Linked DNA regions of Homo sapiens: regions 2 and 3 are each linked to region 1. Evidence: chromatin contacts called from ENCODE Hi-C or POLR2A ChIA-PET data. All regions are on one chromosome and are shown on one strand. Each heading gives the region's core, a stretch centred on a gene start or an enhancer-like site at or near the end of the contact. The rest is flanking DNA. Distances are from core to core; before and after follow the strand shown. Region 1 overlaps LOC105378841 (a long non-coding RNA gene). Region 2 has its middle 91 kb from the start of LRRC8C. Region 3 has its middle 25 kb from the start of LRRC8C-DT.

Region 1 (4,439 bases), core at 898-3,397:
ATTATAGCTGGGGATATTACCAAAGATGTGATTTACCCAGAAGGATTAACTCTAGTGAAGCAGCTAGATCAGGAAGGTTACTGGGGTCCGAGTTTGGACTATGCCCTGCTTGGAATGAGAATATGGTCAGAAATCTTGTACTGTTAATAGAATGACTGCTCCACTGGCCAAACCATCAGAGCACAGCAGAAGTCCCAAACTCCCTTGCTCATGTGGTCCTAGACAACTACATTGTTTTTGACTGTCTTCTTGCTGTACAGGGTGATGTTTGTGCTGTTGCTAACATTTGCTGCTGCACCTGGGTAAATACATCTAGTTAGATTGAATTGGACACATCTAAGATCCTAAAGTTAGCTAAATCTCTGAATGGGACACCTTCAAAAAGCCTCCTGGCTGGACTTCCTGGCTTGAATTTACAATTTCCAGATATTTTCAGCTGGCTTTTGTCTCTAGTCTAGGATACCTTCTGTGTTCCATCCTACAGATCTTAATGATCCTTCTATTTGGGCTAATCATTTGGGTACTCTTTTGAATTGTTCTAGCCTGTTTTTTTTGTTTGTTTGTTTTGTTTTGTTTGGAGATGGAGTTTCACACTTGTTGCCCAGGCTGGAGTGCAATGGTGGGATCTCGGCTCACTGCAACCTCCACCTCCTTGGTTCAAGCGATTCTCCTGCCTCAGCCTCCCGAGTAGCTGGGATTACAGGCACGCACCACCACACCCGGCTAGTTTTGTATTTTTAGTAGAGATGCATTTTCTTCATGTTGCTCAGGCTGGTCTCAAACTCCTGACCTCAGGTGATCCGCCCACTTCGGCCTCCCAGTGTGCTGAGATTACAGGTGTGAGCCACTGCGCCCAGCTCTTCTAGCCTGTTTTAACAGATATCTGCAAGAGGCTTGGATCATGCTGACCTAACCCAGGAAATTTTAAATTTACTCCAGACAGGAACCAGAATCAACATAACCTACGAGACTTTGATTAGAATCTAACAGGTACCTGAGTGCCTTTTGTAAGTAAATGGCTCTAGTTGCTCAATTGGCCACTGCTCTGCCACCAGGATCCCTAGAAGAGACCAGATAAACCTGAAGCACGTAGCTAATCACTTCCATGCCGTGATGGAATGCAGTGCTGTCTGCCAACAAGTTTGAGCCAGTCTTTCAAGATGCATCCTGAGTGGCTAACTGGGCCTGCATTTCAAGTTGAGCCAAGGGACCATTTGCTAACGAGGGGACACACACATGTTCTGAGTTCACCCAAAACACATACCTTATTATTTTGGGGCTTTTCAGCCCACCTGCCTCTGCTAATCAGGGCTCAGCTGTATTGACCCATTAGAACTCAGCTGGGTTGACCAATCAGAACTAAGTGAGTTTGGAGTTTTAATTCTCAATTGAATGAACAGACCTGATTGGGAACCTGCGTGGGAACTTTGGCTATTAAACCTGAGCATTCTTTCTGTTCTCTGGAAGAAATAATGTTTAAGTTGCTAACACTTTATGCATTTTCCTAAAATTGAATCAAACAACTCCTTTTGAAACATAACCCTGATATCAGGGAAGTCGTACAACACCGTGCTAAATAATTTTATACCTCTAACCAAGGTCTGTGCCCTAATCAGCAGGAAGTGCCAGAGTGTCTGTCACCCATTCTCCCTCAAGATTGAGAAATGAACAATGAAAAAAGGGGGATTTGAAAATGCAGAACCAGCCCAATGTGGTTCAAGTTTGTGTAATAAAATAATGCGTTGTTTTACTGTTGCCACGGTCTCCTGGTTTCAAGTTATGTTACCTGAGCATGCCCAGACACACTCTGCATGCAACCACGGTGGAACCTAAGTACTTGGACCAAGGAGCAGGGCTGATTTAAGAAGGAGACACCTCAGGGCTTAATCTGTGATCTGATCAGATCCAGCCCTGACATCACCTCATGGCACGATGCAGTCAGATCTTACCTCATTACCCTCTGTCTATAAAACCTGCCCCAACCCCCAGATCTGAGAGACAAATTTTTAGATATGCTTTCCCCCATCTCCTTCCTAGTTGAATAAAAATAAACCTTTCCCTCTACAAAACCCTTGTGCTTCCTTGTTTGGCTTTCCATTGCAATCAGGCAAACGGCCTGCATTGCTTTAGGTAACTGACACTCCCAAGACTCAAGGAGCTGCCGCGCAGCACTATTTTGAAAGCCCAGCCCCCATCAGACTGTATCTTGCTCTGGGGCCCAACAGCCCCAGCATCTCCACTTCCCTGGAGCCCTGCGGACATCTCTTCATTTCCACCCAGAGGGCTGCAACTTTGTCCCGTGGGCTGAATCCAGTGGTGCAGTAAGGAACAGGCAGTGCACCACACCAGGGAGACTGCCCCCAGGACAAAGGGAGCCCAAATGCACACTCCTCAGTTTCTGAAAGCCACTTGCCCGGGGCCACTGCCACCGACAGCAACCCTCTCAACTTTCCACCCGAAGCAGGGCCACCAAGCATCTGCATGTGCCTCCCATGGTCCTGGAGCTGGTCTGCCCAGACGCAGTTCTGTGTCCTGAGGACAGGCTCTCACACCACCCGTCACGCAAACATGGTGCCCAGGGCCTGGGGATCATGCTGCCTCAACTGTAGCTGCGGGCGTGTGCCCACAACATCAGGAAGTGTGACAGCAGGCCCAGGTCACCTGCCACTGGCACCCAAGCATGCCATCCAGGAGCTTGGTGATTGTTCGGCCACACTCGCCATAGCCTGCACCCTTGCACGCCATTGGAGGGCCTAAGGACGGGAAAGCAACATGCCTCCCTGGAGAGAGCTTGATTCTGTTCTGGCATATGTTAGAGAAAAGTACTAAACCAAGTCAGATGGTTTGGAATGTGGTCTAATTTTTTATTTTTTTTTAGACGGAGTCTCGCTCTGTCGCCCAGGCTGGAGTACAGTGGCGCGATCTCGGCTCACTGCAAGCTCCGCCTCCTAGGTTCACGCCATTCTCCTGCCTCAGCCTCCAGAGTAGCTGGGACTACAGGCGCCCGCCACAACGCCCGGCTAATTTTTTGTATTTTTAGTAGAGACAGGGTTTCACCGTGTTAACCAGGATGCTCTCCATCTCCTGACCTCATGATCCGTCCTCCTCGGTCTCCCAAAGTGCTGGGATTACAGGCGTGAGCCACAGCGCCTGGCCAGAATATGGTCTAAATATTAATACTACCAAACTGGGGAGGAAGTAACTTAATTTTGCTGATTTTTCATTTTCTTATACTTTATTGGTTTACAAAGAAACCATTATTTGCTTTTAATGGCAGAGTTATTCTTTTCTACTGTGAAGTTACTTCAACTCATAAAAATGTATTTTATTTACACCTTTGTAGCAATGGAGCTTGGAAGAAAATATAAAGCATATCTACATGAACATTTCATCTAGTATTCTGTGTTCTCACCTGGTCTTCTATAAAGTTTCAGTTCAAGTGAAGAAACAGTGCTTGGCAGCACCATGCTCTATTGTGAAAGGAGGCATTTGCCGTGTGATTGGATCACAGGTAGTTCAAGGTAACAAAAGGCCTCAAAGCAATTAGGAAAGACAGGATTATTAATGTGGATTTAATGGCATTAGCTGCTTCCTTGCTTTTTTCTCACTGTGTTATTTTGAATAACCGCATAGTTTTTTCAAGATTGTAATATATATAGTCTAATCCATATGATTTTTATACATGTGAGTAACACAATGCAGGTATATAAAACTCTGACCAATGTTTCTGTAAAACAGAGTTCTGCAAACTATGGCTTATGGGTGCCATCCTGTTATTGAAAGTAAAAATTGATTGGAACATAGCCACACCTATTGGTTTATGTATTTTCTATGGCTGTGTTTGCACTACATGCAGAGCTGAGTAATTCAGACAGAGACTGTATGACCTGCAAAGCCATAAATCGTTACTATCTGGTATTTTACAGAAAAGATTACCAGCCATTGCCATAAAGAGTAAAACCTTATTTTCTGATAAAAATAACTGCAAAAAAGAAAATCAGAAATAAGAAGCCTAGTGAAATACATTGTATTTTCAGTTCAAAAATAATTTTTAATTGCTATAAGAAACATCAACCACTTTCCTAGGACTTTTCACACATAAGACAAAGTCTACATATACTAGGTAAACACAAGAGCATTATTAAATGAGTCAAAAATGTCAAAAAAAATCCCATATTCTCTTCTGGGGAAACTCAGAAAGTTTTCAAGTATGAGTGTTAAGAGTTAGAAAAGACTATCATAAGCTTTAACATTCTAAATAATAAGTAATTGAATTATTTCAGTTTAGTTACACAGCATCTTTTAAAGTCCATCTTTGCAAATTATACGTTGCTATAAATACATTGTGTATTTGGCATTATGTGAATTTGTTTAATCCAGTGTCAATTGTCTAATGGTCTAAAGTGTCCCATTGAAGTTATAATCTGGATGAACTGAAC
Region 2 (4,439 bases), core at 1,190-3,689, 670 kb after region 1:
ATCCCGCCACTGCACTCCAGCCTGGGCGACAGAGCGAGACTCCGTCTCAAAAAAAAAAAAATAATAATAATAATAATAATAATAATAATAATCAAATCTGAAGTACTGCAAACCAGCTAGGTAATTATTTTCAGGTAACGTTCCCTAACTCAGAAACTGCTAGTGACTATTAAGTGCTTCAGTTATAAATCTGATCAAGAACTTGCATCAAAAATGCCAGGAAGTTAACTTCAAAATCTTATGGGAAAAACTGATAATGACATTCTCCATCCCCCTCCCCATCTCCCCACCTGCCAAACTATATCCTGCGTGGATATTCTTAATAGCACAGCACTACACTATGGTAAACAACTGTAAGACAAAAGTTGCATTCTGGGTTGTTTTCAAATGTTTAGAATCATTTTTTTTCTTATATATACAGGGAGGAAAAAAATTATACAAAAATTTATCCAGGATTCTACAAATGCTTTAAGTAGGCTCAATAATAAAGGAGTTATACTTACTCTATTTATGTACTTTGATCAGACGGGGCACACAGAGTATTGGGATATTCATAGAAATGCCCTTTCTGTTGTCAGTCCGTCCATCCAAATCCAATCTAGGGCCCTGCATGTATTAAAATCCATGAGACTTTTTAAAGAGTTTTCAAGACTTATTTAGACTTTCTCTTAACACTTTCTACCTGCCTCATTATTTAGGACACTTACCACTTGGATTATGGTTGTTTTAGGACTTATCATATCTTTCTTTCCAAAGTTGGAGGCCCAGTGAGTGCAGAAACCAAGACTTGTTTATCTCTGTATTTCTCTGTGGTGCTTACCCTTGTGACTTGTACCCAGTTGGCTCTAAAAAAAACACTGAATCAATCAAAAGGCCTAACTCCATTAACTGAGGGACTTAGAACATGAGGGACCATCATCTCTGTTCAAATTCACTCCTAGGTGCAAGAGTTTCTTAGGGCTACCATGACAAAGTACCACAAACTGGGTGGCTTAAACAGATTTATTGTCTCAGTTCTAAAGCACGATGTTTGCAGCAGGGTTGGTTCCTTCCAAGGACTGTAAGGGAGAGTTTGTTCCGTCCCTCTCTCCTCATTTTTGGTAGTTTGCTGGCAATCATTGATGATCCTTGACTTGTAGATGCATTACCTCCATCTCTGCCTTTATCTTCATGTGGCATTCTCCCCATGTGTATCTATCTCTGTGTCAAAATGTCCCCTTTTTATAAGAACATAGTCATACACCCTAATGACTTCATCTTAACTTGATAATCTGCAAAGACCATGTTTCCAAATAAGGTCATATTCACAGGTCCTGAGAAGTAGGGCTTCAACATCTTTTAGGGGGACAGAATTCAATCCATAACACTACGCGAGATTCTTCTCTTTCCTGATGAAGCTCTTAAATTCTAGTTTTATTACAAGCAGAGATTTTGGAGCCATTGAAGAGTAGTTAGTCCAGAGGTTTTCAAATAGTGTTCCAAGAATCTATAACTCTCCAACAAAGTATCTTAGAAGAACTCAGGGAGTGAACAGGGCTCCTGGTTTTATATCTGTTGCAATTAATATTTCCATGTAACAAACCAGCCCAAAACTTAGCGGTGTAAAGCAACTACATTATAACACTCAGATTCTGTAGGTAAGGAATCTGGCACAGCAAAGACCTCTTACTTATGCTCCATGATGTGTGGGACCTCAGTTGGCAAGACTTAATGGCTAGGAGCTACAATCATCTGGAGGCGTCTTCACTCCCATGTCTGGTGTTTGATTCTAGCTGTTGGCAGGAACCTCAGCTGGGGCTATCAGCCATAGCAAACCTTTCCATGCAGCCTGGGCTTCCTCCCAGCATGACAGCTGCAGGGTAGTCAGGCATCTTACACAATAGCTTAGGGTCCAAAACAAGTATTCCAAAAGACAAAAAGGATGCTGCATCATCTTTCATGGCCTGTCCTCGAAAGTCACATTCCTCACTTCTGCCATGCTCTTATTAGTTAAAACAGTCATAAATCTTGCCCCGTTTCGGAGCAGCGGCAGAGAAGACACAGAACCCACGTTTCAGTGGGAGAAGTGCCAGTGTCACATCTTAAGAATATGTGGAACAGGAGTTATTGTTGTAGCCATCTATGAAAAATACAATCTGTCACACAATCTCACACCAAATTCTTCAACCATGGAGCAGCACTTCTAAATGTTTTACATGTAAGGACCTCTAACTCTTTAATGTTTGCTAACATTTATAGATAGGAAATATAGGATGCATAGAGGCCAAGAAACACTCATGAATTTCATACAATCTTTCAGCATATCCAGTAATTATTGTAGAAAAGCAGAAAATTTACAAACCTAGTGTTTTCATTTCTCCTTTTCTTTGGGCAAGCAGGGGGAACCTGGCAGAATGCGTATTATGAATAGCTGCAAGAAAGCCATCATTTCATTTTATTCCCTCTTTAAAATCATTATCTTTTTGACAGGATTTCAATGAGGCACTTTTACAAATTTTGGTTAACGCTCTTACTTCTCCTAGTGTAAGCCAAAATTTCCTAAATGCTCAGAGACGGGTGTGTACACACACCTCTTGTCTATGACTTACACAAATGAATAAGAGGAAATGTCTCATCAGTCTCTGTGGTGAAAATGTGGAGAGACCAGGGGTGGGGCCTTAGCCAAGCCCCTGAGCTTCCATTTTTATCCCAGCACAGAAGTGTGCTCAGGGCTCTAGCTTCCTGCCCTCCCCAGCCTGACCCTAGTGAAGGTTACAAACCCTCCCAGTGACTGCAGGACAGGCAGTGAGGGCAGGTCTCTTGCCTCCTTGCTTTGTGGCAGCCTTCTCAGTTGGGTCACATCATTCTTCTAGATCAGGAGGAACATTTAGGGGTTGGAAAAAGTTTTCTAGGAAAGAATTACTCATGAGCAAAGGGACCAGAAAAGTCCCAGAGATGTTCTTCAGCAGACAATTTAAACTAATGACTCGCTGCTGGGCAGCCTGCCCTATAATGGCTGATGTAAACTGTGTCTATGTAATGCTGTATTAAGATCTGCGTTCTCCCTCCAGCCTACTAAATCTCCAAACCAAATCATTGAGGGCTTGCGTCACTCATGTTTAATCTTGTAAAATCCACCAACACATTTTGCTTGTTCAGAAAGAATATTCAATAGTTATGATCGTCCATGATAAGGTTGCAGTGCAGATGTCGAACTGGAGTCTGTATGTCCCCTAAGATTTAGATGAAATTGGCTATACCCCCAAGTCCACTGCCCTCCCTAAGGTTTCATAAGTTTCCAATGTGTTTACATTTTCAGGCCACTGACTCTGAGCCTCAGTCTCTATGGAACATCTTCCATTCATCAGCTCACCATTGCTTAGGTTAGATCTCCATTCTAGAGTTTGATCCCTGTTCTTCAGTAAACCACTGCCCTCTTCCTGGATCTCCCCCAGCACTCACACTAGGTTTTTGTGCATTTTAGAAACTTTATTGAAGGTTTGGAGAGACAGCAGAGCATTCATGAGAGCAGTGCAAGCTACTCTAAAACCCCATGTTTGTGAAAGCCATCCCCATCTTCCCCCTCCCAGCCCTTCCGTCTTTTTCTCTGCTTCACAACACCCGTCTCAGGTTCCTCACTTCTGGCAGAGGGCCCTCTCACTTTCTCTCTTGTTTCCTGGTCTCCCACTCTCCACCTCCTCACTCCCACCCTTGGCCCTCCTAGCGGCTTACCCATGTATTTCTCTACACACTTCCATCATGTAGGAGGGATTCTGGTGTCTGCTGTCCAGTTGTTTGATCAGCCTGATACAAGTCGTTGCTTGACCTCTGCCTCTTTCCTGTCTTTCACAGCCCTCCTCTTCTGCCCTCTGCATAAGCCAAATCTTCAAGCTTACTCCTCAGCCTTTTGTACCCCTTTGTCCTTACCCCAGCACTTGGTGGCCTCATTTACCTTCAGGGCTATGTCAGCAGCCTTTTTTGGCAACTCCCAGATTTCTAGTTCTGGTTAGCATCTCTTTTCCACCTCCCACCTCCAACTGCCTTATGGACATTTCCTCCTGCCTGTCATCTCCAGCTTCATGTGTTTAGAAGTAAACCTGTTCTAGGCACAACTCTCGTATTTGCAACTGCCTCCTAAATAATCTCGTCATCAGCCACTCCCGCTTCCACACTAGACTCTCTCCTCTTCTCCACCATTAGACTAGTGTTCCCAGCTGTAACTCTGACCTTATTGCTCCTCTGCTCAAAAACCTTCCCAGTGTCTTCTTGATATTGTCTGTGGGCCTTACCCTGACTTTCGAGGTGGACCACAAGATAGGCTTGACCTGCATTTCCAGCACAAGTCCTGGAGTCCAAAAGGAGTTCCAATTCTTACTATCCATTTACCTGATGCATGACTTTGAGCAAGTTTATTTAAACTCTCCAGCCTCTGTTTATATTGAAGATATCCAAGTATTGAC
Region 3 (4,439 bases), core at 993-3,492, 560 kb after region 1:
CCCCAAATTGGAGTTAGTTATTCTGAACCCTTATACCAATGTAGTGAGGTTATGGATTTCCCGCTCAGTCATCTGAAGGCAGAAACCAAATCTCGTTCATATTTGTGTCCCCTTCCACTAATATAGTATCTGCACCTATAATTTGTTACAGTATTCTACACTGTAGGTGCATAATGAATAAATAGCTGAAAGCTGGGCATTTGCAAGGTGTGTGCTGGCCAGTGGGTCAGCCAGGATGCCTAAGGGCAAAGGCACATGCCAGAAACCACTAATGGAGACTTTTGTGGACAAATTGTTGAAACAGTGAGAAGTTGTTAAATCCTTGTGGGTAAGAAAATGGCATAAGGAAGTAGTACTTTGGATACAGTCTTTGAGGGCATGGGTACAATGATGTTAAAGGAAGAAAACTGACATTTATTCTATAGATGGGGGAACTGAGGCTTGGGGAAGTTAAGTGATTTGCCAAAAGACACACAGCTAGTAAGCAAAGGAAACTGGTTTAGAATCTAGATCTGGTTTCAAAGTTTGTGTTCTTAAACAGTATGTGAAAACTCAACCACATCTGCATACACTACCTTGAACTAGTGTCCTTTAGATCTTCAGGGTATTCCCCTCCCAACTGTGTTAAGTTTGATGGCAGAATATCACTAGCCCTCATGGGGCCTCAGTTTCCTCTTCAGTAAATGAGGATAGTTGGGCTAAGTGACTCTAAGGCCACTTTTAGGCTCTGAGATGCTATGATTCTCTGTAGAATACAAATGGACTTTCTAACCTGGAAGTCAGCTTGGTCAAAACATGAGCGTACTTGTGTATTGGGCCTGAAAATCCTTCTCAGGTGTTGCAGTCATGATTCCAATACACACAAAAAGCTGGGAACTATTATCTTAGAGGTCTAATCATTTGTCCCAAATGAGTATTCAAATACACTCAGGCATCTAAGTTTTCTGAACTCATAGAAAGTTCCTGTTTATCCGAAGTCTACTTAAGTCACAGCAAAGTTTCCACTCATTCTCCAGGCTTTCCATGTTATTCCAAATCACACTGAAATAAAGTTCAGTATTGCATTACCCACACCTATGGCACCCAACCCCCAGGCCCCCACCACCTCACCCCATCACACAAGTCTCAATCAAGCATACATGCACTTCTCTGACACTAGGCTGAATCTTAGGGTGGAACACATCTGAAAATGTCTGTGTGGTTCAGAATGAACTCTGAAAAAGTTTCCGCCCATACCATTGAATAACATCCTGTTGTTTTGGCTTTTTTTTTTCTATCAAATCTGTGCAATAATGCCTTTGATTTGGCTTTCATTTACAATGATCTGCCTGATACCATTTCTCTGAAACATTCGGAACCAGATACAATCTTATTATAGTCAGCTACATAAAGTGGACCTTTCAGAGCATAAAGAAACATCTGTCCTCCATCTGTTGTGCCTGAAAAATAGGACTTTCAATAGAGCACTTTGTAGGGCACTAGTGCTTTTAATGGGCAAGAAATCCATTTCTGACTAAAATCTCAATAAATATATCTAAAAGAATATTTTCATCTTACAAACTGTCTTTCAAAGAGCACTTCAAAGGCCACTCTAGCAAAGTGGCATATTAAGAACATCGTCTCTAGACTCAGCCAAACCTGGTTCAAATACTTGCTTTGTGGATATACTGGCTGTGTGATCTTGGAAAGTTATTTAACCCTGATAATTTTAAGTTTTCTCGGGGATGTAAAATAGAATGCTAGCATCTACCCTGAGAGATAATATTTTTAAAGAGACTGGCACATGGTACAGCACCAAATACACATCAGCTGCTGTTCCTGTTTTGTTATTGCTGCTAATACTAGGAGCGGAATGGCCTGATTCCTGATGCAGCTGAATGAACACGGGATTTGGAATCAGAAAACCTGATTTTGCACTCTACCATTGCCACTGACTAGTCAGATGACCCTGGGGAAATCACTGAATGCTTCTCAACTTAGCTTCTTCATCTGCAAAACAGGGAAAATAAAAATAGCTATCTCACAGATAACAACTGTGAGGTTCAGATAAGGTGATTTACGTGAATTTCCTTTGCTAACTTCTAAACTCTGTACATATGAGTTCCTTGGTGATTGTTAGTGTTATGGGCTGAATGTTTGTGTCTTCCCCTAGAATTTATACATTGAATCTCTAACCCACAATGTGATGGTATTAGGAGGTGGGGTTTTGAGGGGTAGTTAGGTTTAGATGAGGTCACGAGGGTGGAGCCCCGTGTTAGAATTAGTATCCTTACAAGAAGTGACTAACAGCTCGCTCTTTGTCTGTGTGTGTCATGTGAGGACACAGCAAAAACTCAGCCGCCTACAAGCCAGGAAGAGGGCCCCCACCAAGAACTGAATCTGCCAACACCTTGATCTTGGACTTCCTAGCCTCTGGAACTGTGAGAAACAAAGTGTCTGTTGCTTAAGCCACCCAGTCTAGGATACTTGTTATCACAGCTCAAACTGACTAAGACCGTTAGTAACAACACCAGAACTGAAGAATGTATCAAATTTTCTTATTCAGAAATTTTTATTTACAAAAACCTTAGTGACGTGCTTAAGTAATTGTAGCTGATTTCCACTTAGTCACGGAAGTGAGGACTCTTTGCAGGGACTAAGGTAGCATCAGGTGCAGAACGTCTGCCTTTCCCAACAAAACTTTGTCATCACTGTGTACTCACCTTAGACCTGGTCTCTGTGAATGTTTAAAATGTGACCTTTCTGTTGGTGATGGGTCAGGAAAAAATAAGAAATTAAGAAAAATTTTAAAAACGTGTCCTGGTCTATTGCCAATGTATCTGAAGAGGTAGTGTTACGGGATCTTTGGGGTGTCACTTTTCTGGCCGGAAACCTCTGTGGCTGGTGGTGCCTTTGTCTGAGTTTTGCTCGGCCCGCTAGGCTTGTTCCACCCACTCAGCCTGGCAGGCTGCACTCAGCTCACGATACCGGTCTGGATCCCATGCCCCTAAGGGAGACTGCGAGTCAGGCGTGGAGTGGCAAGGGATGTGTAAGCGAGCATGGGGTCTGGCCACTGCGCAGTCAGACATGCCGGCTGCTACCACAGGGCGGGCAGCTCCACGTGCCAGCACAGGCACTGGTTCTCTGTGAGGCTGCAGCTGGACCAGGTGCACCACGAGCAGCTTCCTTGGCTGGCACCAGGGAATGTAGTGGCACCCAGAAACTTGGAAACATCAGGAACTGCAGAGCCCCAAAGAGGGAGTCAAAGCCCTGGCTCTAGGAGCTCCCAGGTCTGGGCTTCCCGAAGGGTCACAGCTCTTCTCTCCTTTTCACCCACAACGTGGCGAGCAAGGGGCATGTTTCAGCCCTGTTGGGGTTATAGATCTTTTAGCTTCGCCATTGGGCAGGCCCTGAGTTCTTGACCTGCGACCAGGAAGAATGAGGTGCACAGACAAGTGGAGGGTGAGCAAGACAAAGAGGAGCTTTTTTGAGCGATAGAACAGCTCAGAGGAGACCTGCAGTGGGTATCTCAGCCAGTGTTCAGCTCTCATCAGAGAGGGTAGCTCCTCTCTGCTAGGCAGGTCATCCTGATGAGTGTCTAGCTGTCAGCAGAGAGGGTAGTTCCTCTCTGCAGCTGGTCATCCCATTGTCTTCTCAGCTCTCAGCAGACGGGAGACACTGAGGTGGGTAGTTCCTCTCTGTAGCGGGTCATCCCACCATTTCCCCGTCCTCTCTCTATCCTCTCTCTGTCCTCTGCCGGAGTCTGGCTGAATCCAGGGTTTTTATGGGCCTCAGAGGGGAGGAAGTGTGTGCTGATTGGTCCATGGGTGGCCATGGGCTGGCCCAGAAAAAGCACTACAAGTCCTCCCTCCGGTCCTTGGAACTGGCAGCCTGGCCCTCAGGCTTCGAGTCCTCCCTGGTTTGAGGGTGGGGCTTCACTAGGCACCAGTCCCCTTCCACCCAGGAGCCAGTCGGCCTCCTGCTACTGTTCATGACACCCAGGCTGTTCATGCCAAGGGACACCTGCAGGCCAGCACCAGGCTGTGCTCAGCACCCGCCTCGGCATCCCTCCCCACTGTGCTTGTCAGTGCCCAAAGTCCAGAGGGGGCTGAGGCGGCAGGGGCCTGGCATGTCAGCACTGCCTCGTGTGTGTGTACACCCAGCCCGGCTGTGACATCGCCCACACTTGGCCTCAACTCCACCCTGTGATTGGAGCCAACAGCAGGGAGAGGCCAGGCAGTGGAAGCAGACACCTTCAAGCCTACGGGGGCTAACAATGGGGATTCCCAGGTCCCCTGAGAGTGCAGAGATGCCCGGGTCTGCAGCTGCAACCTGGGCGGCCGTAGAGGCGCCTGGGAGGGTGGGGCTCCTGCCTGCTCCTCGCTCCTGCAGGCTCCGTGGAACGCTGCACCACTCCTGGCCCAGCTCCACCTCGGGGCTCCTCTCTGCGTGCCCTTCTG

The links. A loop is a pair of places that touch in the nucleus more often than their neighbours do. ChIA-PET counts read pairs that join two places held with the same protein, here RNA polymerase II (POLR2A). Pooled maps may share reads with other maps.
Region 2: a loop to region 1 is called in a map with no recorded cell type, with 2.0 times the contacts of the local background. The contact joins two enhancer-like sites. A Hi-C loop is called at or near these places in 1 of 37 single-sample maps with no recorded cell type and 7 of 50 pooled maps. POLR2A ChIA-PET finds 5 or more read pairs at or near these places in 2 of 52 experiments (A549 and activated B cell).
Region 3: a pooled map shows a loop between it and region 1 (3-fold over the local background). The contact joins two enhancer-like sites. A Hi-C loop is called at or near these places in 2 of 37 single-sample maps with no recorded cell type and 9 of 50 pooled maps. POLR2A ChIA-PET finds 5 or more read pairs at or near these places in 2 of 52 experiments (CD4-positive, alpha-beta T cell and WTC11).

Annotation. Positions count from the first base shown.
Region 1 is chr1:89,048,289-89,052,727 of GRCh38, forward strand. All of the region lies in intron 2 of LOC105378841 (a long non-coding RNA gene), which reads left to right. It overlaps GBP1 (guanylate binding protein 1), which reads right to left. Exons shown (of 11, transcript NM_002053.3): 11 at 4,031-4,439. Among named protein-coding and RNA genes, the nearest start is that of GBP1, 15 kb to the right of the region's middle. RefSeq lists an enhancer at 2,402-2,986. Within about 2 kb of position 2,148, at least 2 of the 41 ENCODE cell types and tissues checked have a DNase peak (open chromatin) inside an H3K27ac peak, as active enhancers do.
Region 2 is chr1:89,722,197-89,726,635 of GRCh38, forward strand. No RefSeq gene overlaps it. Among named protein-coding and RNA genes, the nearest start is that of LRRC8C, 91 kb to the left of the region's middle. Within about 2 kb of position 2,440, at least 18 of the 41 ENCODE cell types and tissues checked have a DNase peak (open chromatin) inside an H3K27ac peak, as active enhancers do.
Region 3 is chr1:89,606,174-89,610,612 of GRCh38, forward strand. No RefSeq gene overlaps it. Among named protein-coding and RNA genes, the nearest start is that of LRRC8C-DT, 25 kb to the right of the region's middle. Within about 2 kb of position 2,243, at least 12 of the 41 ENCODE cell types and tissues checked have a DNase peak (open chromatin) inside an H3K27ac peak, as active enhancers do.